Regions from separate parts of the Homo sapiens genome. Here all the other regions are linked to region 1. Evidence: chromatin loops called from intact Hi-C (ENCODE). Cell type or tissue: heart left ventricle. All regions are shown on one strand. Each heading gives the region's core, and the rest is flanking DNA. Links, peaks and the distances in the headings are about the cores only.

Evidence for each region. A loop is a pair of places that touch in the nucleus more often than their neighbours do. Peaks named below come from ENCODE experiments on the same cell type or tissue, not always from the same donor. Only the 100,000 strongest peaks of a DNase experiment are listed, where the experiment ranks them.
Region 2: a loop joins it to region 1, with 6 times the contacts of the local background. A loop is called at or near these places in 33 of 110 quality-filtered maps.
Region 3: it touches region 1 in a loop (5-fold over the local background); 23 of 110 quality-filtered maps call a loop at or near these places.
Region 4: it touches region 1 in a loop (4-fold over the local background); 13 of 110 quality-filtered maps call a loop at or near these places.

What each region holds. Positions count from the first base shown.
Region 1 is chr2:155,220,363-155,226,080 of GRCh38, forward strand. LOC124908060 (a long non-coding RNA gene) reads right to left here and starts at 5,655. Exons shown (of 2, transcript XR_007088685.1): 1 at 5,538-5,655; 2 at 2,083-4,123. In heart left ventricle, for the core only: a CTCF peak has its summit at 3,620 (motif pointing left); no DNase peak of the experiment used is centred there.
Region 2 is chr2:154,620,987-154,626,704 of GRCh38, forward strand. No RefSeq gene overlaps it. Among named protein-coding and RNA genes, the nearest start is that of KCNJ3, 75 kb to the right of the region's middle. In heart left ventricle, for the core only: a CTCF peak has its summit at 3,015 (motif pointing right); no DNase peak of the experiment used is centred there.
Region 3 is chr2:154,449,852-154,455,569 of GRCh38, forward strand. GALNT13 (polypeptide N-acetylgalactosaminyltransferase 13) reads left to right here. Exons shown (of 13, transcript NM_052917.4): 13 at 560-4,128. The coding sequence ends at 700. GALNT13-AS1 (GALNT13 antisense RNA 1) reads right to left here. Exons shown (of 5, transcript NR_161181.1): 3 at 4,687-4,791. Among named protein-coding and RNA genes, the nearest start is that of GALNT13-AS1, 4.7 kb to the right of the region's middle. RefSeq lists an enhancer at 165-309 and a cis regulatory region at 230-243. In heart left ventricle, for the core only: a CTCF peak has its summit at 3,255 (motif pointing right); no DNase peak of the experiment used is centred there; H3K4me3 peaks cover 444 bases.
Region 4 is chr2:154,436,743-154,442,460 of GRCh38, forward strand. It overlaps GALNT13 (polypeptide N-acetylgalactosaminyltransferase 13), which reads left to right. Exons shown (of 13, transcript NM_052917.4): 12 at 1,850-1,984. It overlaps GALNT13-AS1 (GALNT13 antisense RNA 1), which reads right to left. Exons shown (of 5, transcript NR_161181.1): 5 at 1-1,108. Among named protein-coding and RNA genes, the nearest start is that of GALNT13-AS1, 18 kb to the right of the region's middle. In heart left ventricle, for the core only: a CTCF peak has its summit at 2,585 (motif pointing right); no DNase peak of the experiment used is centred there.

The DNA of each region.
Region 1 (5,718 bases), core at 495-5,494:
ACATTAATTCCTAGCAATATGTAAAGCATAAGAATTTATCTAGAAGTAGAAAACCTGGCTAGACTAATAAGTATAAAAGAAATTGAATAAGCCTTCAAAGATAAAGCCAAGACTTTTTATTAATATGATCTAGAAAAGAATACAGAATATGCCTAACATTAAAAATGAGATTCGAGTCCTGATATGTCACACTAAAAGTGCATTGTCTTAAACATTATACAAAATAATAGTAATATGATATAATAACATCAAACACTTTAAAACTACATTTAAACCAGTATGAGCTAATATGGCTTGATATAAGATAAGAAATGACCAATTTTCCCATATATTGGCCAAATTTCAATTAAAAAATATAATTAGAAGGTCCCTCAGAAAACTAAAAATGGAGCTACCATATGCTCCAGCAATCCTACTCCTAGGTATATACCCAAATGGAAGGAAATTAGTATATCAAAGAGATATCCGCACTCCCATGTTTGTTGCAGCACTGTTCATAATAGCCAAACTTTGGAAGCAACCTCAGTGCCCATCAATAGATAAATGAATAAAGAAAATTTGGTACTTATAAACAATGGAGTACTATTCAGCCATACAAAAGAATGAGATACTGTCATTTGCAACAACACGAATGGAATTGGACGTCTTTCTACAAAGTGAAATAAACCAGACACAGAAAGACAAACATCGTATGTCATCACATACTTGTGGGATTTAAAAATCAAAGCAATTGAACCTATAGAGATAAAGAGCAGAAGGAGGGTTACCAGAGGCTGGGAAAGGTAGTCGGGTGGGTGGGGAGGAAGTGGAGATGGTTAATAGGTACAAAATAACAGGCACAATGAACAACACCTAGTATTTGATAGCACAACAGGGGCAATACAGCCAATAATAACTTAATTGTACATTTAAAAATAACTAGAAGATTATAACTGGATTGCTTGTAACACAAAGGATAAATGCTTGAGGGGATGGGCACCTCATTGCACATCATGTGATTATTACACATTGTACACCTGTATCAAAACATCTCATGTATCCCATAAACGTATACACTTAATATGTATTCACAAAAGTTAAAATTAAAAATTAAAAAATATATGTAATTAAAAGAAAACGTTCAACTAAACAGTGAAAATGCTATAATATATAAGAATCAACATGAAGAATTTGAGGCATATATCATTTTTCAATCATCATAGGAGAAAAGGAAAAATATTGATTATATCTACTGTTGATAGTGTGTGAGAAAATGCATATCATCACACAGTTTTGGTGAGAGTGTGAAATTGTCCATCTTTTTTGAAAGGGACTTAGGATTGTCTATGCAAATGAAAAATGCATACATTTTGCTTTGGCAGTTTAACTTCTGTGTGTGTGTATATATGTGTATAGAAAGAGATTCACAACATCATGGATTATAATGAAATATATGGAAACACAGTCTGTTCAATAAACTGTGATACATTATGATAAATAAAAACAGAGCTATAGCCACAATATTAAATGAAAAAAAGTAAGTTTCTTAATACTAGATGTAGTATGATCCATTTATGTAAGCTCACATTGAGGTGCACTGAGCCCTCGGTTTATGCCTCATAATAAATATGTCTGTAGAAAGATTATCATTCTTGCTAGTTTAGTAATATACCTGAAATATGTACTTTACTGTTGTTTCTAATGGTCACATGTAAAACTGAAGGATTTCAGACAATCCAAGAGCTTTTTTTTCAATTTATGTGCAAAGGCTACTAGAAATTACACTCACTGAAATTAATTTCTAAGATATTTTTCCACTTTGGCTCTAACAGTAAAAGTTTGTCACTAGACTTATTCTATTACTCAGTGTTTACTGACTATTATGAGCATACTAACATTATAAGCGCAGATTTTGTGCCAAACCTATGATGGACTTTCATTTGGTTGAATCACAAAATGAAACAAACACTTCTCTGATTTTAGTATGTGCTAATAAATCTCTAGATTGTTTTGCTCTCTGATCTTGTAATAAGCTGTTAATGTAGCAACCGAATATTTTGACTTTCTTCTGAGACAAAAGAGAAAACAAATAAATGACAGAAATTTTCTGCTTAACAGTGTGTTTATTGCTTTTCATTCAGTGTGTCATAAGATACATTTTCGGGAGAATGAAATTCTACAGAAATCGCTTCTCTTTATATCATATAAGTTAAAGAATTCAAAAACTGCATTAACAAGCAACAAAAATTGTAAGCCTGTTTGATACTATCATAGTTTATAAATATACACTATATCCAATAGCATATTTATTCAAATTATTGTTTTATTGGGGATTTGGGATATAGTTGGATAGCTCAGAAGAGAGTCTGGGCAATTTGTAGGCATTGGATTTGAGAAAAACCTAGTGAAAGTTATTGTTAACAGGATAGAAATTCAATAGTTCCCCCTTTTCTGGGTTTCTCTGGAAGATAAATTGACATCAGGAAACTTTGAAAACAATTTTATGTAGAATATAGCTGTCTGGTACCCCATTGTGGTGTTATAGTCTACAACGGTTTAAAACATATAGTTTAAATGAGTGACTAAATAAATGTTTTCCTAAATTAATAAATAAATAAATTGATGACCAGGAACACAGGAAAAGAAATACCTTACCTTTGAGTACATATAAATGTAATACAAGAATTACTTAGAAAAATTCATTGCATTTAATACACTAAATAGGGTATTGAACATCAGGACTTTCTTGAGTCACATTAGTCTTCTCAGATACACAGGGTAGATTTCTAAACTTCTGTTTTCCTACCATTTCAACTAAAAAGTCATCCAGGAAATCTGTAATCTGAATCTTTATGATGTGAATTATATCTAATAAAACTTTTTACAAATGTCTTGTGATATTGCCCTAATTCTGACCCTTTACATTCTGTCTTCATGATTACAATAGTTTCTGATCTCATCTTCCCACTCTATTTAAATTTTCAAGTGTATCCTTTTCCTTACTAAGTAGCATATTCATAGAAGACAATGCCTATCATGTCACACCTGTCTTTAAGATCATCTCCTACCTCCACACAGTAACATTCTTACCATGGCAAACACAACTGCCATTATGTTGACATTAACTGACCTTTTGATGGTCTTTTTTGAAAACCAAGGTCCTCATGAAACCTGCATTAAAATTACAGTAAACAAAGAATCTACCATGTCATTTTATTACTAACATTTTTCTAACCTTGTATCTTTTTCCAATAATATCCATCATTTACTCATTAATTCAACATGAATATGATAACTGCACTAGGCTAGGCACTATATTTGGTATTAAAGACATTAAATATTAGGTTAGGTCTCTACTATAAAATAAACATGATCAAATAAGAGAGAAAAACAAATAAACCAAAAACAATAATGCAATACAATGCTTCTATATTTTTTCCTTCCAAACTTAGTAAAATTTATTATGCAATAAAAACTTTCTTGAAATTTTATGTGGAAATGAAACTCTTTTCCTTTTTCTGCTATACCATGTTATTTGTCTCTATTAAGGTATCTATTTAATTCTCCTTTGCAATATACTTGGTTCATTCATTTAAGTGAATATTTCACAGTGTAGTGTTTCCTAGATGTTTCCTGTGTGCCCCCTACTGGCTCATCAATTCTTTTAGGATAAATCATATGTCTTGTTTTCATTTCATCGTGTTTAGAAAAAGTATAATATTCTATTTTCAGATTTAAAAAGTAAATAAATCATGTAAGTATACACTGGAAGATGGCGTGATTATAAGAAGACTATTAGTCATAAAAGTGTATGTCTCTAATAAGAGTTAATTTGAAGTTAAGTTGCCTTGCGACAAACGCATGCCCAGAAAAATCCAGTGCTGCCCACACATTGCTCTAAGTAAGAATGTACCTAATGCATTATGCTTAGTTTGAACTTCGCAATTTAAGGATCAAATTGAAATAAAAAAAAAGTGTGTGCAAAGATATATAAATAGAATGATAAAGCTTTGGAATATTAGGATATGGGAGAAGAGTTGGAAAGTTAGAGAAATGAAAAATGCTTACCTGTAGAAAAAGAAGCATGATGGGAAGGGAATGGATTGCCATCTTTAAATTTCATATATCTCTCCAGACAGCAAATCTACAATGAATGCAAAATACATAATGAAAAGGTAGTCAGATTTTTATTTTAATCTGCTGAGTGTCATGTAGAGGCTAAACACTGAATTGGAATACCTTAATTGCAATATTGAAGTAGAAGTAGGATATTGAACTAGATTATTTCTAAGACACTTTTCAAGTCATGAGTCTAAGATAATTTAAATATTTAGCTACAGCTCAATTTTCCATTGTCCTTTTATTTTAGGATTTCATTGTTTTTATTTTAGCTAGAAAGAATGGTAAATATATTTTTGTGTTAAATAGTTGTTTTAAGTAGTGTTTTCAAATGTACATTAATGGAGCATAGATTTTTCAGAGGTAAAAAAGTTTTCTAATAAATTAATGAGTCACTAAAATGTATGAATGCCTACAAGGTGTTCATCAATTATATAATCAATCATAATCGAAGGTGCACTTTGGTTTCACATATAAGTTTCCTTCCTAATATAAGCATTGGTCTAATTGTGGAGATGGGATATATTTAACATAGCTAAATAATAAATCTATGCACAATAGCAAATACTTCACATGTTTGATTTTTTGCCATTTTCCCACTTTTAACAACAACATTTATCATATTTATATAATATCAAGAAAAGTACTATTTTAAAAACAGGATTACAAAACTCTACAAAATTTATTTTTGTATATGATGTGACATTAATATATTTGGTGGAGAGAATGAATAGGAAGACTTAGAGGAAAGAAAAAACACAAGTAACGAGAGAAGCAACATGATAAAGACATCTGTAAAGGAACAGTCAATGACACGTGTTCCAAAAATCAATAGAAGAAGCAGTCCATTGAGTGACTCCAATAATTACCTTGGGCAACATAACCATGTTCAATCTGAATTTTCTTATCTTTGTAGGCAAGACATTGGCACAGATTATCCGAAATGTCCCTTTGAACCCTAAACATATAATTCTACAAAATTATCTCTGCTTTCACCATCAAGTAAAATACATTTTAAATGCTTTGCAAAGAAGGCAGGCTTTCCTCTTATGAAAGGAAAAATACATCACTGTTATAGCTTTGGGGATATCTTGTCAACTTTGTTTTCCAGTTTTGAGATTTTTTTCATAATAGCTTCTCCTTTATTTTAACAGTTATTAACGTTTCTGCCCTAAAAATCCGGGTGTTTCTAGAAAGCTAATCATTATCAGACCTTCCTTTGTTGCTTGTTTTTTATTTTTTTATTTTAAGTTCCAGGATACATGTGCAGAAAGTGTAGTTTTGTTACATAGGTATACATGTGCCACGGTGGTTCGCTACACCTATCAACCTGTCATCTAGGTTTTAAACCCCACATACATTAGGTATTTGTCCTAATGCTCTCCCGTCCCTTGCCTCCCACCCCCTCAGACAGGCCCTGGTGTGTGATGTTCCCCTACCTGTGTCCATGTGTTCTCATTGTTCAACTCCCACTTATGAGTGAGAACACGCGGTGTTTGGTTTTCTATTCCTGTGTTAGTTTGCTGAGTATGATGGCTCCCAGCTTCATCTATGTCCCTGCAAAGGACATTATCTCATTATTTTTTATGGCAGCATGATATTCCATGGTGTAAAAGAAAC
Region 2 (5,718 bases), core at 212-5,211, 600 kb before region 1:
TTCTTTCTTTCTTTCTTTCTTTCTTTCTTTCTTTCTTTCTTTCTTTCTTTCTTTCTTTCTTTCTTTCTTTCTTTCTCTTTCTTTCATACCATTAACTGTTCAGTCAGAAAGTAAAAGTCATAATAAAGTATTTTGATAGACATTATAGTCTACATTCAGACAGACCTATGTTTGAATCCTGACCCATTCTCTTACTAGTAAGTTTACTTAGCTTCTATGAAATGGGTTTTACCTTTTGGGATTATTCTGAGGATATGATAAATTGATAAGCTTAAAGTGGCAACCAGGGTCTTACTGAATCTGGGTCCCACTCTTGGGTGTGTAGTTGTGGGAAATAAGCTACTTCCTGAAGCTCTAATGCAGATACATTTATATCGTAGATTCCCTGAGGACTGTAAATCACATCGCTATGTTGAAGATGTTTGGTGTTAAGGACATAGCAGTACAGGATTGTGATGCCATGGAGCTAATATAAATAGGATAAGTAGTTTCATTCTATGTATAGCCATGGGCAGGAGGAGGTGGATGTCCCTTTGGATATTTATGTCATACCTTAAAAAATCACATTGCTTCAAAAATAATTTTCACTTTATAATTCATTTATACTTACTTTTTTATTAAGTAACTTTCAGTCATATAAAATAAAATTTACAATGGTAATGATAATAAAAATAGAAAATCACTAACTAGTAAACAAGTGGTCAATATTATATATAATATAAAATTATATATTTTATATATAATGATATTATTAATTATTAATTGATATATATTTTAATATGATATATATTATAAATGTAAAAATACATATGGTTTTATATGTGTGTGTGTGTGTGTATACACACACACACACATATATTTGCCTTTATGTTAGTTTCCAAGCTCCTTTTAACCAGGGTAAGATTGGCAAAACAAGTTGCAGTATTTTATTATCAGAAGGGAGGACATATATATGTGTGTATATATATATATATAATTCATTCAGTTGAAATAAAATTTTTCACATGGGACTTTGAAGCAGACATATAAAAGGCAATCTCATCAATGATAAATTTATGAAAAATATAGAAGCAAATTTACTATAACTATTTCAACTACTTTACAAATTCTGAAGATACAACAAGTGTTTACAATTCAGTGAGAATTATACTAAGAAGCACTAAGATAATGTGATCCAGGCATATGTCTTTCTGGTGGTCCAAGCAAGAAGTGAATGCAAATGAGAAAATACTGATTGTAGTAGATAAAGAATGGAAAGTATTTCCCTTAAACAACTTTCCATCTGCTGAAATTTTAAGAGTGAGTGATTTGATGTGGCTTAGTAATGTCAGTGTTCTACAGTGCTAAGAATAAAATTAGATTCTTTAGAGACTGAGATGACATTAGGAAAGTCAAGAAATATATCTATTGTTCTGTCTTCATTAAATATCTTCTACCTCTATGTATGTGGTTCAAGAGAATCCCAAAATTGTGTTTAATAAAGGTTTTACAAATAGCTTTTCTACATTCCTTTATCTGTTATTACATTTGATTGGTTTTTAATTGTTTTTGATTGTCTCCCTTTCCCCTTCTTGGAGCATCTCTCGCTGTACTCTCTCCCTGACTCTCGGTGATTACCCAGGTCCTACTTCCTTAGTAGATGAGGCCTGTGTTCTTTAGTTCATCAATTGCTTACACTTCTAACTATAACCTTATCTGATTCTCAACTATCTCTGTCTCCTTGCCTTTAATCACAAATGGTGCAGGGTACTTCTCTTTCTTCAGGTCAAACCAGGTCAACTCAGGGCAATCTCCTGTGATCCTGACTTCCATCTCTTAAGAGACTGTGAGCTCTTCAAGGTCAGTTATTATGTCCTAACCACTTTGGTCTTCTCTAGCAGGTGTATAGTTGGCCTCCTTATGTCCCCTGGGCCTTACCATCTGAATCACTAAACTGGACGTTCTTTGCTTGGGCTTGCTCTAGCACCTGTGCACTCTAGTCACATGCACTGCATGTGGAGATCCTAGAGAATTAATCCCTCCCTTCCCCCAACCCAGGTTCAGCCCTCAAATGATGACTTCTAAAAGTTGGTATATACATATTCCAGCCCTCTTGCTCCTCAGGCAGGATAACTAGGATGAACGTGCTCTACACTGGCTACCAGAATTCACCAGCCTGATTCAATTCTAGTTGACCCACAGTAATGCTTAATAATGTACCTTTCATCAGTTTTCATCTTTTCCCTGTTTCTCTTTGCTTTCCACTTCCCCTACCCAGGTGTTTCCCTGGATCACTTCCCAAGGAAATAACTTGCAAACAAATCTTAGTTTCTGGGTTTGCTTTCAGGGATATATATAAAAAAAAATGTTTTCTACACCCAACTCTGAGACTATCACATAGAGCATTATAAGTGTTTGTTGAGTGAATAAATGAATAAAATTAACAAATCATGAATCTTGCCATGTTACTTGAATTCATATGAGCTAAACTGTATTTTAAGGTTTTAAATAACTCAGCTACTATTCTTGCCATATTTGCACTACACGTTATTCAGTATCTTGTCTGTATTGTAGTAAACTTAGATTATCTTTGCTATAAATTGCTTTACCATGTCAATACATATTCTTTCATGTTAATATTTTTCTAGATTGTAAAACATTCCCAGATTAAAGCACGTGCAGTCTACATGCCAGGAATGGTTCACAAATAGCAGAAGTTTAAGCTAGTAATGCCAGCTTTATCTGCAAAACAGATCACAATGACAATTGCAAGCTTCTGCTGTTGATGTTGAAAACATACGTTTGCTGTGCCTCCTAAATAAAAATAAAACCTAGTCACAGAAGACACATTTGTGCTAGGCAAAGACCTCATTGGAATCCCTTATTACTTCTCAGCTATCTGGGGCCAAAATACCCTTGAATATTTTTTTGATCATTGCCTCTCTTAATTTTTCCAAAATTGTAAAGTAAGTTAGGCACCATGTAAAACTTTAGGATTTGAAGATGCTTTTTCTCTTTGTCCTCCACAGTCCAGCAGAGGGAGCAGTGTGTCACCCAGAAAAGCTTCAGCCACACACATACTTGAGCACTGGATTCTATGAGACAGACAGATGCTTGGATTTCGGTGAAAAGTATCCTTGACATAAGCTGAGAGCAGAGGCGCAAAAATGCTAGCGAAAATGGAAAGGACAGTCACATACACAGTGAAATTTGAGAGACTGAGTCAAACATATCTCAATCAAAATCTGCTTCCTAATCAGTTCTATTAATGCACTGAAGATTCCTTGGAAAAAAGAAAATATTGTTTAGAGGAAGAGAAGGCCACCCTAGAGCATTACGACTCATGAAAATCTTCAAATGGATTAGTCAGTAGGAAGCAGTGAGTATGATGACTAGCAAATTAAACTTTGGAGTCATGCTGTGGACTCAATTCCTGACTTTCACATATTAACTGTGTGACTTTATTCAAGTGATATAATACCTTGAACACTCACACTCTTTACCTTAAAAGTGGGGATAATAATATCAACATCATAGTACAGTCATAAGTATTAAATACCATAAAAGGGCTTAGCATAAATCATCAATAGTATCTCAGTAAATGTTAGCCCTTCTTGTTCGATTGATTAAAGTTATTTACCATGACCCTCAGGAAAAGAAACAGGCCAATGTGAAATCCAGTGCAAATAATGAAAAAAGGAAAATTACACAGGTGGAAAATTCTAGGGATGAGATAAAATGATAGGTCTTGAATTTTGGAGGCTGCCCAGTGTGCATCCACCGATATTAGGCACCAGAGAGTAGAAATATGAGGGTAGGAGAGGTCACCAGAAGCAGCAGGAAGTAATAGTATTTAAGTCAAGTACTGCCTCGCTTGTACATTTATCTGGCTTGATTGTGCCAGGAAAGTCTTCTTTCACTGGGACCAAAGGGTTCAAAAAGAGGGTGAAATAGCTAAACTCAATGCAGAGCTTTCTTCAAGTCAAATTTTCTTGAGTGTACAAAACATTAAAATGTTGGCAAAGGCATATGAATACTTGGCATCAAGGGCAACTAGGAATAAAGGTAGACTGAGCTTCCTTTTTTGTGTGTATCAATCTTATTTTAGTTCTGTTTGGATATGGGCCAGCCCTTGGGACACAATTTTTCTCCTGCTCTTACTTCAAAAATCATCATTGTGTCCATTATCCTTGCCTGTCTTTCAGGAGTATCCTTCCTCTGTGTTAGATTTTTTGGAGGTGTATCCACAGCTGTATGGAACCAGAAATGACCAATGCTAAAATAGTTTATCCATGCTGCAATCTGATCCTTTCCTCTTTCTCCATCTCCCTCTGACTTCTTATTCCTCCCTTGAAAATTAACTGTTTTATTTCATAGTCCGTTGCATTTTACCTGTATTTTTCCCCTCAATTTTGTGCATGTATATCGAAGGGTTGTTGCTGTGGCAACCTTCTGTGAGGAAGCTTTTGAGCTGTTCTATTACTATATATTAAGGTAGATTATAGAAGGAATCATTTTTAAAATAGAAATTTAACCAAATTTATATCTAAAAATGTTAGAGCACCAGGACTCTGAGTGTAAAAATCTTCTGTAATTGAGTTCATTATTTACAAATATTATTAGTGTTATTACTCTTTGTGTTCATTTTTACCTTGGGTTTGGAGAACCATTTTCATTTTTTTTCCTTTTTATCCTAGAGCATACTGCAAGTCGGCATCTGGTACAATTGTTCTCAAGTGTATTTCTCAATATGTGCTATAATAAGTGTCTCTCTATTTTCTTTAGTTTTCAATAAATATTTGCTCATAATTTTTCTTTTCCTCTTCTTAATTACTCTTTATGAAGCAAAACTTCTATGTATAGAATGTGTACTGGATCCTCTCTTAGATGAATCTGTCATGTATCAGACCATCATGCCCTCAGAGTGTTATGGAACAGCTGTGATTTCTGACCGTGACTCTCGGGTAGGTATCAAGAAATAGGAATATGGAAAGTGAAGTCTAGCCTTGTGTAGTTTCTGCAGTTTTTCCTTTTCCTTCATTTCCACAGTTTCTACTTATGAACTGGAATTCTCTTGTTCTTCCACCAGTGGTGTTTATGGCACATGCACACACACAAACACACACTCCTCATTCAGAGAATTGTAGAGCTGACTAAGGAATTAACATATTGCTTTCAGTGGGAAAGGTTTAAAGTGCCTCTTCCTTATGGTTTCTTCTTCATGGCTCTCTTTTATCCTCATAGTCTACATTTTTCAAGCCTGTATCTTTAGAGTCTCATAATTTTTAGGTGCACTAGACCAAGAATTCCTGAGAAGAGAAGTTATAGCTTTCTCATTTTTAACATACCCTAGCACAGGATCTGGCACATTAAAGGCACTTGGTAAATGATTTGTTGTGTGCTGTAATGAAGGTCATACAGATACTATATACACATAATTTTAAAGAATCGTAACCATTTTATTATGTCCATTGGAATTAACAATGTGCAACACAGTGTGTCCCCCATGTAGCAGTGGCATCAAATATATGGGCGTTGGTCAGGCCTGGTGACTTATGCTTGTAATCCCACCACTTTGGGAGGCAAAGGCAGAAGGAAAGCTTGAGCCCAAGAGTTTGAGACCAGCGTGGGAAACATGGCAAAACCCTGTCTCTTGGCAAAACCCCCAAAATACAAAAATTAGCTGAGTGTGGTGACACATGCCTGTAATCCCAGCTACTTGAGAGGCTGAGGTAGGAA
Region 3 (5,718 bases), core at 415-5,414, 770 kb before region 1:
ACTATTGTAAGGATTTTATCAAGTAAGACAGATTATTTTTTGCTCTGATAATCACTTTCTACAATGAGTGTCTTACAGTCACAGATACTATAGCTTGTTTAGTATTTTGAAATGGGAACATCTCTAGCAGTTTTGTTCATTTGGGTCACAGCTGTGCCATCTATTTGCATGTTTACCAAATGGTTACTGAATAACACATGCCTAAGAAAACTAAGCTTTTGCAAAAGCTTGTTAATATTTGCAGTCCTCAACTGAACTCGGAGCTCACAAATGGGCTTTTTGCAAAGGAGCCTGAATTCTTGGCAATGCTTGATAAATGTCAGTCAGTTTCTTTAGCCATCTGCAAATAAAGGTATATTAGACAATGATGACTTCATAACAGTCAAAGATGTATAATAATTAATCCAGGGACACCTGTGCACAGTTCCTTTTACAAAGCTATCACAGTGTATTATACTATAAAAATCATAAAGGATTTTTTAAAGAACAGATTTTATCTGATGTGCTAGCAAAGCTAAAGACGAAATAAGCTGCACTGATTATTGGTTATCTTTTACAGAGACTCACGTTGCGACATGTTAACAGTAACCAATGTCTCGATGAACCTTCTGAAGAAGACAAAATGGTGCCTACAATGCAGGACTGTAGTGGAAGCAGATCCCAACAGTGGCTGCTAAGGAACATGACCTTGGGCACATGAAGATCATGTCCTCCAAGCCATGAAAGTGTCTACGCTTTTGTTTTTCCATTATTTCAATTGGGGGAAAATATTAACTTTGCTGAATTGAAAGTTTTAAAAATCCTTTTAGTATTCTAAAACACAATTGTTTCTAATTCGTTTCTAGAAATGTTTGCTTATTTCCCTACTAAAATTTGTATCTGATCAAAGCACATAAGAATATAAATAATAGCAAACTACTATTAAACAACAGAACAACTTGTAAAACAAATTGTGTTTGCTTTAAGAAAAATGTTTATTGCACTCATGTCATAGGGTTAATTGGAGGTTATTTTATTTTTGGTTGTCATGGTGATTGAAAGAGATAATGTAAATGCCTTATAAAATCTTCATTATGAAATATTATCAGTTGCTTTATAAACTCACTCTTTTTATGGATCCTTCATGGAAACATGTTTGATTTCTGTGTCTACAACAGGGCCACATATTAAATTACTTCTGAATGGTGAATTCATCTTACAAAATGTTCCAAGTTTTGGACAAGGAAAAACATTACATTGGATATTGAATTCATGGAGCCTTTACAGAAGCATCACATTTAAACCAATGTGAATTCAAAAAAGAGAAGGAAACTTTTTAAATTCAATTTAGAGTACATAAAAAAAGAAATCCGCGAAGCATTGAGGGGAACAAGATGAGTCTAATCCGCAGCACTTCGATCACTGTGAGAGAACTCAAAGTGGGTTGCAATCATTCCTAACACAGGCTGAAACTAAACAATCTTGCTCCTAGAGTTTATGTTGGATACTCAATTCTTAACCAAAATCTTGGTCTCCACAAACTCTACCATCCCTTTTCTCTTCACTCTATAGACAGTGGCATGCCATTGATGCTGTACAGAATTGCAGGTGAAAGGGAGAATTTTAGACTTAATTTTTAACTCTATTGCACTTAAAGATTTTAGTTAGGTTACCACTGTCATTTTCATTTTCTATGTTAAAGAATACCTTTCAGTGCTGTGCTCCAGTATCTAAAAATTTTATCACCAGGGGAATAAACTCAATACACATTCATTAAACTTTTGTTGTAATTAAACTGCTATATATTGTTTGCCATATATTATGGCCCAAGGAATATAGTTATAATCAGGCTACATTCACATTTTCTTTTCTCATCTTAAAACCCTTTATGTTCAAAATACATTAGCAGAGGCCATGAAAGTGAAAAAAAATCAGATTTTTGCTAGTAAGTTTTTATATTTGACATCATTTTAAATGCTCAAAGAGTTGCCCTATATATGCATGTTATCCATTATAAATGCACTCAGCAGCTAAGAGAAATTTGAGAGGAAAAGTGGAAGAAGTGTTTTCTGGAGCAGAAGATTCCACTTCTTTGGTCCTCATCTTTACTTAAAAAGCTCTTATAGAAAGGATTAATCATTTTGACTGCATACAAACTATGTCTCTGACATGCACATACACTGCTTTATAATGAAAATGAGGACACTTTCTGATGGTCAGTAAAATCTTAAATGATTTTTGCCACTGGTATTCCTTCCTCTTTTGACTTTTTATTGGTACAACTGTAGGGAAGAATCTACAACCTGGAGCATTTCAGGTTTGCTCTTTAAATATAGACACCCCTCACCATGAGCTCTCTGTGAATCCGTGAATTTCCTAAAATTGTAAGCAAAATGTTGAATATCAGGGCATTTTTTTTTCTGAGGTGGGAGTATGTCACTCACAGCAAACTTGGAAAGAAGGCTATGACTCCCAAGAGGCAGTGAACCATTGCCTTAAATTAATAGCAGCCTCTCAAGTCCATTGAGGCCTCATGTAAAATTCCCATTTTTCATCTTTACACTCCTTTTCTCCCCTCATTTCCTCTTCTCCTTACTAAGGTAAAAAGACCCTGCACAGCATTATTACTTAAGTTGAAAAAGCTTCAACTCTCAAGGACTCATGTATACCATATGTTCCACTTATTGCTTTGTTAGTCAAAATGCATGTTATGTAGAAAATGGTCAATGGCAAATTTTTATAAATACAGCTACCCCATCAAAGCTGAACTTGAAACGTTTTAGCAGAATTTTAAATATGTGAAAGTTCATTGTGGTCATGGTGAGAAAACTAAAACTACATGAGTTTCATGTTAGAAAAGAATTTTTAAACAATCTTCAGATGGCTTGAACACGTGCCATTATAGTATCTAACAAAAAGTGGCATAAAATATTACAAAACATCCAACACTAGAAAGCAATGACTAACATTTAATTTGTTTACAAAAATGTTTATTGTCTTCAGTACAAAAAGTTAAAACCATGATTGGATTCATAATGCACTTGTCTTATCCCTTATTTATGGAGCTAGACTGACATATTTCAAACCAATCTCTTCTGTGGTCTTCTCCATCTCAGTTAATGCAACTTCAACCTTCCAGATGCTCAGGTCAAAAACTGAAAGTTGCTTTTGACTCCTCTATTTCTGTTTCAACTCTCGTCTAATCCAACAGCAAATCCCCTTGATGCTACCTTTGAAATATAACTAGAAAAGAATGACTTGCCACCATATCCACTAGGTGTCACTACCTCTAACCTTTTTAATCGCAATATGCTTATTATTTAGTTCCCTAATTTCCCAGTCCTTGTCTTGAACAATCTTTTCTCAGTACAACAGCCATAGTGATTCTGTTAACCATGAATTTGATTGTGTCACTTCCCTGCTCACAATCTTCCAATGACTTCTCCCTCCGGTGGCCTTCAAGGTCCTTTATGAGTGTTACCCCTCTACACGTCCACACCACTCACCACACATACATACACATGCACACACACACACATGCAATTCTACCTTTTTCTAACACCATCTCTTATCTCTCATTATTCTGCCTCTTACTTACCCTATTATGGCTCCCAAGAAAGTTCCTGCTTTAGTGTTTTGTTCCCTCTGCCCCAGAGAGCTCCCCTTAGTGATCTCAGTTCAAATATTATCTTATCAGTAAGACAAACCCTTCTCCCATCTGCCTTCCCTATCCCCTGTACCTGACAATCTATGAGTTTGCTTCTTTATTTCTGTCTATACTTCCCCCTCCCCAGCCCCAAACATGCCCATCACATGCCCTAGAAGGTAAGTCCCATGAAGGCAGGGGCTTTGTCAGTTTTGTTCATTTGGTATTTCTGGCATATATATTCTCTAAATATTTCTTGAATTAATGAACTGAAAAATGTGTGTTAAAGTTGCTAAGTGTAACTGTATCATACTTTTTTTGTATTTTAAATTTTAAAATAAAGGCTAATATATTTAGACAGGATTTCCAAAAACTTTGTCTTCAAATTTTAATTTTCTTCCTAATATTCTTCACATTAAACTATGGACTCTAATTTTCTGGATAAAATATCCTGCCTTATGGAAATGAAATATGAAATTTTATTAAAATGCTGCTATATTACATAAGTTGCTTCATTAAGCTAAAAATGGTTTTTATTTTTTGGTTGTGTCCAATGGCCACTTGAAGGTATAAGATTTTGACTTTCAGAGGAGAGATATCACTGTCTTAAAAATTATGTATTTTCATGATTTCTTAAGAACTATTACTAAATTTATCTTCTAAGTGCAGTCAATGGAATAAACACAGAGATTTTTAAAGGACTTTACAGATGACCTTGTCTTAGTTTCTCTGTTTATAGATAATAAGACTGAAACCCAGATATGTAATATAACTTTTCTAAGGATCATATATCTAAAGTGGTGTTGCCTGGACCCCTTATTGTTAATATAAACTAATACTGTCACTCAAAAAATTATAGAAATGGAACAATAATGGAAAAATATCTTCATTAAACATGTTATGGGGCCAGGCATGGTGGCTCACGCCTGTAATCCCAGCACTTTGGGAGGCTGAGGTGGGCGAATCACTTGAGTTCAGAACTGCGAGACCAGCCTGGCCAACATGACGAAACCCTGTCTCTACTAAAAATACAAAAATTAGCTGGATGTGGTGGCACGCACCTGTAATTCCAACTACTTGGGAGGCTGATGTGAGAGAATTGCTTGAACCTGGGAGGCAGAGGCTGCAGTGAGCCAGGATCACACCACTGCACTTCAGCCTCAAGACTGTCTCAAAAAAAAAAATTATGATTAGTATATTGATTCTTTAGAAATATTTAAATTCTTACTAGTCATTTAAATAAAATTAGTTCTTTAAAATAATACAAGCACTAAGACCTACAGCAGAAATAAACTAGAAACAGCATGATTACAGGAACATCCAAGCATCATTTGGCAAACTGGGTTTCAGGGAAGCAAAGCCTTTTCAGTAGTAACTAATGGAACATACTCACTTTCATTTTCCTTCTAATTATCTTCAGGTTAAAAGTAAGGTTTGGCCTACAGCTTGCACAGAGAATTAGACCACCTATTACTGTGAAGATTAGGTTCTATGTTATGGAGCTTCAAAGACTGCAGGGAAATCAGCAGAGATTTCTAGGCTTCCCAGTGGAGCTCTGTAAACTCTGGTAAACACAATCCATAAATTTGATTTTGCCATGGTGCTTAGAAACAGTCTAATAAAAAGGAAAAAAGTGTACAGAGAGAGAAAAATAACTACACTAAAACAGAACTGTTTTTACCTTTTTAAAAAATTTGGTGGGAGGTTAGGATCATATTCTGAATTAGTTCGGTAAACCTCAAAATACTGTCTCCCACCGCACATGGTTTCACCACTTAAGAAATGATGATCGTATCTGCTCACAACCATTTTACTTGCATCTCATTTACAGATGCTAAATCTAGTCTCAGAGGAGGCAAAACATGTATGCATTCTTAAGTTATAAAGTGTACTGATTTCACAAATATGAAGAATTTTAGAAATTCAAATTTTTAATGGATGTGTCACCATCTACAGCTGTCATCCTGCATGGCTGATATCTGCTGCAAATCTTGAATAAATTTCCAGTTCAGTTGGGCAGCAAAAACTCAATTAGCTCTAAAGGCAGCTTGTGTTTCAGGATTCCGCCACTGCCCATTTTCCCCAATATGTCA
Region 4 (5,718 bases), core at 382-5,381, 780 kb before region 1:
ACATGAAAAAGTAAAGAACCTAGAAAATTTATTTGTGAATTGAATATATGAAGTCTGTGTTATATTTTACATAATTCAATTAAATGTACTTCACATTTCTCAAATTTGTATATTATTGAGAAAATGTATAACCTTTGTGAAGAATTTTCTGGGTTTTGTTGTTGTTGTTGTTGTTGTTTTGAGACTGGGTCTTGCTCTGTCACCCAGACTGAGTGCAGTGGTGTGATCATGGCTCAAGCAATCTGCCAACCTCAGCCTCTCCCACTCAGCCTCCCAAGTAGTGGGGACAACAGGCGTGTACCACCATGCTTGGATAATTTTCTTTTTATTATCGTTTGTAGAGCTGACATCTCTGTATGTTTCCCTGGCTGGTCTCAAACTCCTGGGCTCAAGCAATCCTCTCGCCTTAGCCTCCCAAAGTGTTGGGATTACAGGCGTGAGCCACCGAACCACCGACCCAGCCCCCCATAATTTCCTTTTAAGCGGTTGGCAGAAGAGGGTATTTGTGTTCTGTCATTGATTTTGCCGCTTCCTCTCACCACTTCTTGTGGTTTTCATAGAAGTTCTGAGTAGCAATGCTGCAGAGGCAACTCTTCCAAGACTAACTCGTTCAGCTTACGGAGCTCCAGAGTTTATGTTATTTGTAAAGCTGACTTCCTCAGATTTCATCAGATATCTTTGAGAAACAAAAAGACCCTGACATGACCTTTCTCATTATGTATTCTGTTGACATTGCAAGGAGAAAGAAAAACCCACAGAATACTGAACAATGCTTATCGTAGTTAAAAGAAGAAAACACATTCTATAATTATGTGCTTAATAACCCTCATGAGGCTGGGCATGGCGGCTCACACCTGTAATCCCAGCACTTTGGGAGGCCGAGGCAGGTGGATCATGAGGTCGGGAGATTGAGACCATCCTGGCCAACATAGTGAAACCCCGTCTCTACTAAAATACAAAACATTAGGCCGGCATGGTGGCGCATGCCTGTAGTCCCAGCCACTCGGGAGGCTGAGGCAGGAGAATCGCTTGAATCCGGGAGGCGGAGGTTGCAGTAAGCCCAGATTACGCCAGTGCACTCCAGCCTGACGACAGAGCAAGACTCCATCTAAAAAAAAAAAAAAAAAAACCCTCATGAAACCTTAATAATCAATGTTGTAAATAAATTATTCACACCAGGAACAAAATAATAAAGATTATTATAGTTCAATTGAATTATCTAACAAAGAGTCCATAATCCACCGTGACATTTCTTGGATATTTTCAGAAGAATTGATGTAGTTAAGCTTAGGCAAACCATATTAGAGAGATAAGTGTAGAGCCTACCTTTAATAAGATCTCTAGAGAAGATACTTCTACAACCTTCAGAAGCTCACTGACAGTATTTAATAAAACTTACACGATGTACTTATGTTATCAGAAGAAAGATTTAAACTTCTATATGAAAAAATGACATTGTAGAATTGGAGAACTGGTCATACAATAGTAGGAACAGGGACTGCCTTCACTGAGCTCCATGCAGTTTGTAAACTTTATTTTACTTAACCTATTGAGAGCTTTATAATGCAAGTATCATGAAAGAACTACAGTGCCAGCAAATAATGGGTATTTAAAGGTTTGTTTTGTTAAACTGAGGCCTCACCAAAACATCATAAAACAGATGACTTTGTCCCTATTTTGCAGTTGAGGAAAAAGACTCAAAGAGATGAATTAGCTTTCTCAAGATAACATACCAGCAATCGTTTGAAAACACAAGTTTATCTGATACGAAAGCTTCCCTGGATAGATCTGCTCTATTGTGACATTTTAAAACATACATTTTTTTTATTAGCTGAATTTATATTTTCAGGTATTTTCTTACACTGCTGACAAAGAAATCCGAACCGATGACTTGTGCTTGGATGTTTCTAGACTCAATGGACCTGTAATCATGTTAAAATGCCACCATATGAGAGGAAATCAGTTATGGGAATATGATGCTGAGGTATAGTATTTTCTTAATTTACTTATTATTTGATGCTTAAGCTCAGTTATATATTTCAACATTCAACATTTAAATCTTAAGCTGGTTTTTATCTACATTGGCAGAATTAGATTTTCAAGCATGCAGGCTCATATCCGGTAATATTAGGATGGCATATCATATAAACAGGTTTCACCAAATTGGTCCATTAATATAAAATATGAATGAGGACAATAAAATCAGTTTTGTGTATGACAACTTGTTATCTCCATGTACATGCCAAACATAAATTAGGCAAGAGGTAAGCTAAGCCTATCTGAGAGGTTTGTATGAAGATGTGCATACAGGATAATATTGACAATATGTCCATATTTTCAAATTTTAAATTTTACAATACTAATCACTGACATTTATGTTCCTCAACTGGAAGGAACAATATCTGACAAGATTAACAAGATTTCTTTACTGTTTACAGTTGTAAATATTTTGCAGAATTCAGTAAACTAATTAGTCACATAAAAAGTTGAGTAGCCTCTTCTCAATATAGCACACCTTTCTGACAGAGAAGAGGGAGAGAAAACCACAAAATTACTGTTGGAAATTTATCTCCAGGCAGTGTGTAAAAACCAGATCAGCCATCAGATGGAGCTAATAAAAAAGAAATATTTTCCTTTGCATAACGAAGCTTACTCTTGAAAACAGCTTCATTTCTTTCAGTTTTCTTTTTTGATTAACAAAATGAATTGGTTGTCTGTGTTACATTTCCCACATTATTAAGTGGTAGGTGATTTATTTAAAAGGAAAACTAAACTTCGTTCTGCTTAAAAGATAAATACTACTATAGAGGTAAATGAGTCTCACAGATGCAGTATTCCATGCAAGCCTAAAATTTTCTACAAGAATAACATTTTAAAAACCAATCTACAGAGTTTTTGGTATTGTTGATATTTTAGCAAGACCTTTTAAAAACCTTTTTGAATGTCGTTTTAATATTTGCATGAGTCTGTAGTTTCTTAAGTTGAATACTAGAAAAATTTACTGAATTCTCATAGGATTTGAAACTGGTTGTGCAGGGTTAATTTTGGGCCTAACACTCATACAGTGTTACCAGGATCTTAGGACACAAAATCATCTTCTGGGCCATAATTGAGGGCAAACACTGAGAATTCTTCCTATGTTGTACCAGTGTGATTAAGATGCTACTGCCTTCGCTATATCTTACTCACCTTGTCTGACCACCAATTTTTTTCTCTTCAACTATTATTTATTGGTACCATCCTTGATATTAAGCCTACAGAAAACAGTGCCTTTGCAAAATACATGTAGGTAAATCCTTCATCAGTACTCTCTTCTATGAGGAAAAGTGCAGTAAAATGTACAGATATAGTAGAAATCCTGTAAGTGATATTTGTTTTTAAATAAAACTTGTTCTTCTTGTTGTTACTGTTCCGTTTCTACCAGGAACCTGGGGCTCTACTGAGCTTATGCTAAAAATAAGAAAATCTAGAATATATTTATTAAGAAAGGGGAATGATCGTGTACATTTTTATAAAAGCAAGCAGTGTGGAATTTTAGAATACCACTTTTAATCTTTAAACTTTTCCATAACTCTTGAGTGAACAATGTCATAACTCAAATTCTTTCATTTCTCAAATAACTACTGTTAGCAATTTGGTGTATATTTTGGTTTACATTTTCTGTCAGCTAGTAGCAATGCTATTGAATACTAAGGAATTTTAAGTAAAAAGTGAAAAAAAAAATAGGTAGCTTCACATAGGTAGATAAATAAATGATTTCTATAAATTTACTCTTTTGGATGACTAGTAGTTATCTGTTGCAGTATTTCAGAGCACTATAATATTTTGTGTCATGTTTACTTTGACTTTGGAACACACGCACAAAAAGCTTATAAAATGTCATAAATATTGAGAAATTTTTATTTTAAATAATTTGATCATCTGAATTATATAGCTTAATTAAATTCTCTTATATGTTTATGTTTTCAAAATTAACTAGTGATGTTTACATTGTCTAATGACAGCACTTTGCCAAATTAAAAAATGCATAGGTCATAATCTAATAAATGACATGAGAATAGAGCAATTGTAGGAATAATACATTGCCTTTCTGGAAATTTCAGCTTTGATGTGCGATTATATTTTTGAGAAGGTCGTTAAAAAGGATTTTTTTTAAACAAAATTGAAATATAACATTTATTACTATGCTTTTCAGTTTTACATTTAGGGTTTCTTTAGTTCACAGAATGGTTCCACCCCTTGCTACCCACAGGGTGATTCCAGGAGTAGTAGCATCACCTGGGAACTTGTTAGAAATGCAGGATCCGAACCCATGCTAAACACACTGAATCCAAGTTTGTATTTTAACAAAATCTCCGATCATTCATATACATATTTACATTTGAAAAGGACAGGGTCAAATATCTATGTATCTTCCATAGTCTTTTTATACACTGGTTAAAGAATGTTACAAATTTAGGAAAAGGCATGAATACAATTTGGAAAATGGCAAGGCCTCCAGAGGGGAGCAGAGAGAGGGAAAGGGAGCAAAAGGATAAGAGGTGTTGAGATGAGAAAGAGGAATAATTGCTCAGTGGTTCTATTCTTCTCATATTCCAACCTGTGGAAAGTAAATGCGCACTGCTTACTACTTTAACTCAATTCTTTATCTTTTGCTGGCAAGGACAAAATTATTCTTTGAAAAATCTCTGAGGTGGTGCAGGTTCAAGGCAGAATAAAAATTGTTGGAGTTCATAGAATTACAGAACTGAAATGTACCTTAAAGTTCTCTCCTTTAAGCCTTTATCAGGAGGAACTAAAGCATAAAGATTACACCGCTAGCAGCAGAGCTAGGATTCAGGTCCTAATAAAGTATTCCAAGCAAGCTAGCTATCAGTACAATTGTGAATCTCACCATGTGAACAGCACAAATATTCCATCACCTTATCTCCCATAGTCCTTTCAATCTTAGAAAAGAAAGTCATAAATAGAAGCAAGATTGTTGGAATATCCAGAGAAAAATGGAAACAGTGTCATGAAGCCTCAAAAGATGGAATCTATCCAGCTACTTTGGTTTTGTTTACTTCTTAGGTGAGTGGGGGAAAAGAGAAGGAATACAGTTCAACACGTATTTATCTGTTTTCTCATGCAATTCTTACAATAGTCTTATAAGACAGTTATTCTATTTTTCACATTAGTAAAATGAAGCATAGGGTAAATGCCTCGTTTAAGTTTGCACAGCCAGATTCTGGCAGTAAATCCAGCAATTTTTCTACTACACTACATTGCCTCTTGATGTTGTCGAAAAACTGGAAATAATTAGATTCTCTTTCAGTGGTTAAGATATAATAAGCTAAATATACAGTATTTCAAATGGAATAGCTAAATGCTATCAGTTATTTGTTATGCCAAATTTTGAACTAAAATTTCTCATTTTTTTAATAGGGGGAAAGGTGTTCTACAATAAATATGGTCCATTTAGCTAAATAAGCAGTCATAAAACTACTTTGTCATTTTGCTCTAATTGCTTACAAACTTCAGCTATACATATTCATAATATAATATCTAATTGCTTATCCTTGTAATTGAATGAAACTAAGCACATGTTAGTAATAAATGCACTTCTTTGGTCAACTTTGATTTCAAGTGTAGTTTCTCACACCCCTAACTAAATAGTCCTTAAATAACCACGAATTCAATTCACTGTCATCTTATATGTGGCCTAACCTGTTTGAATTG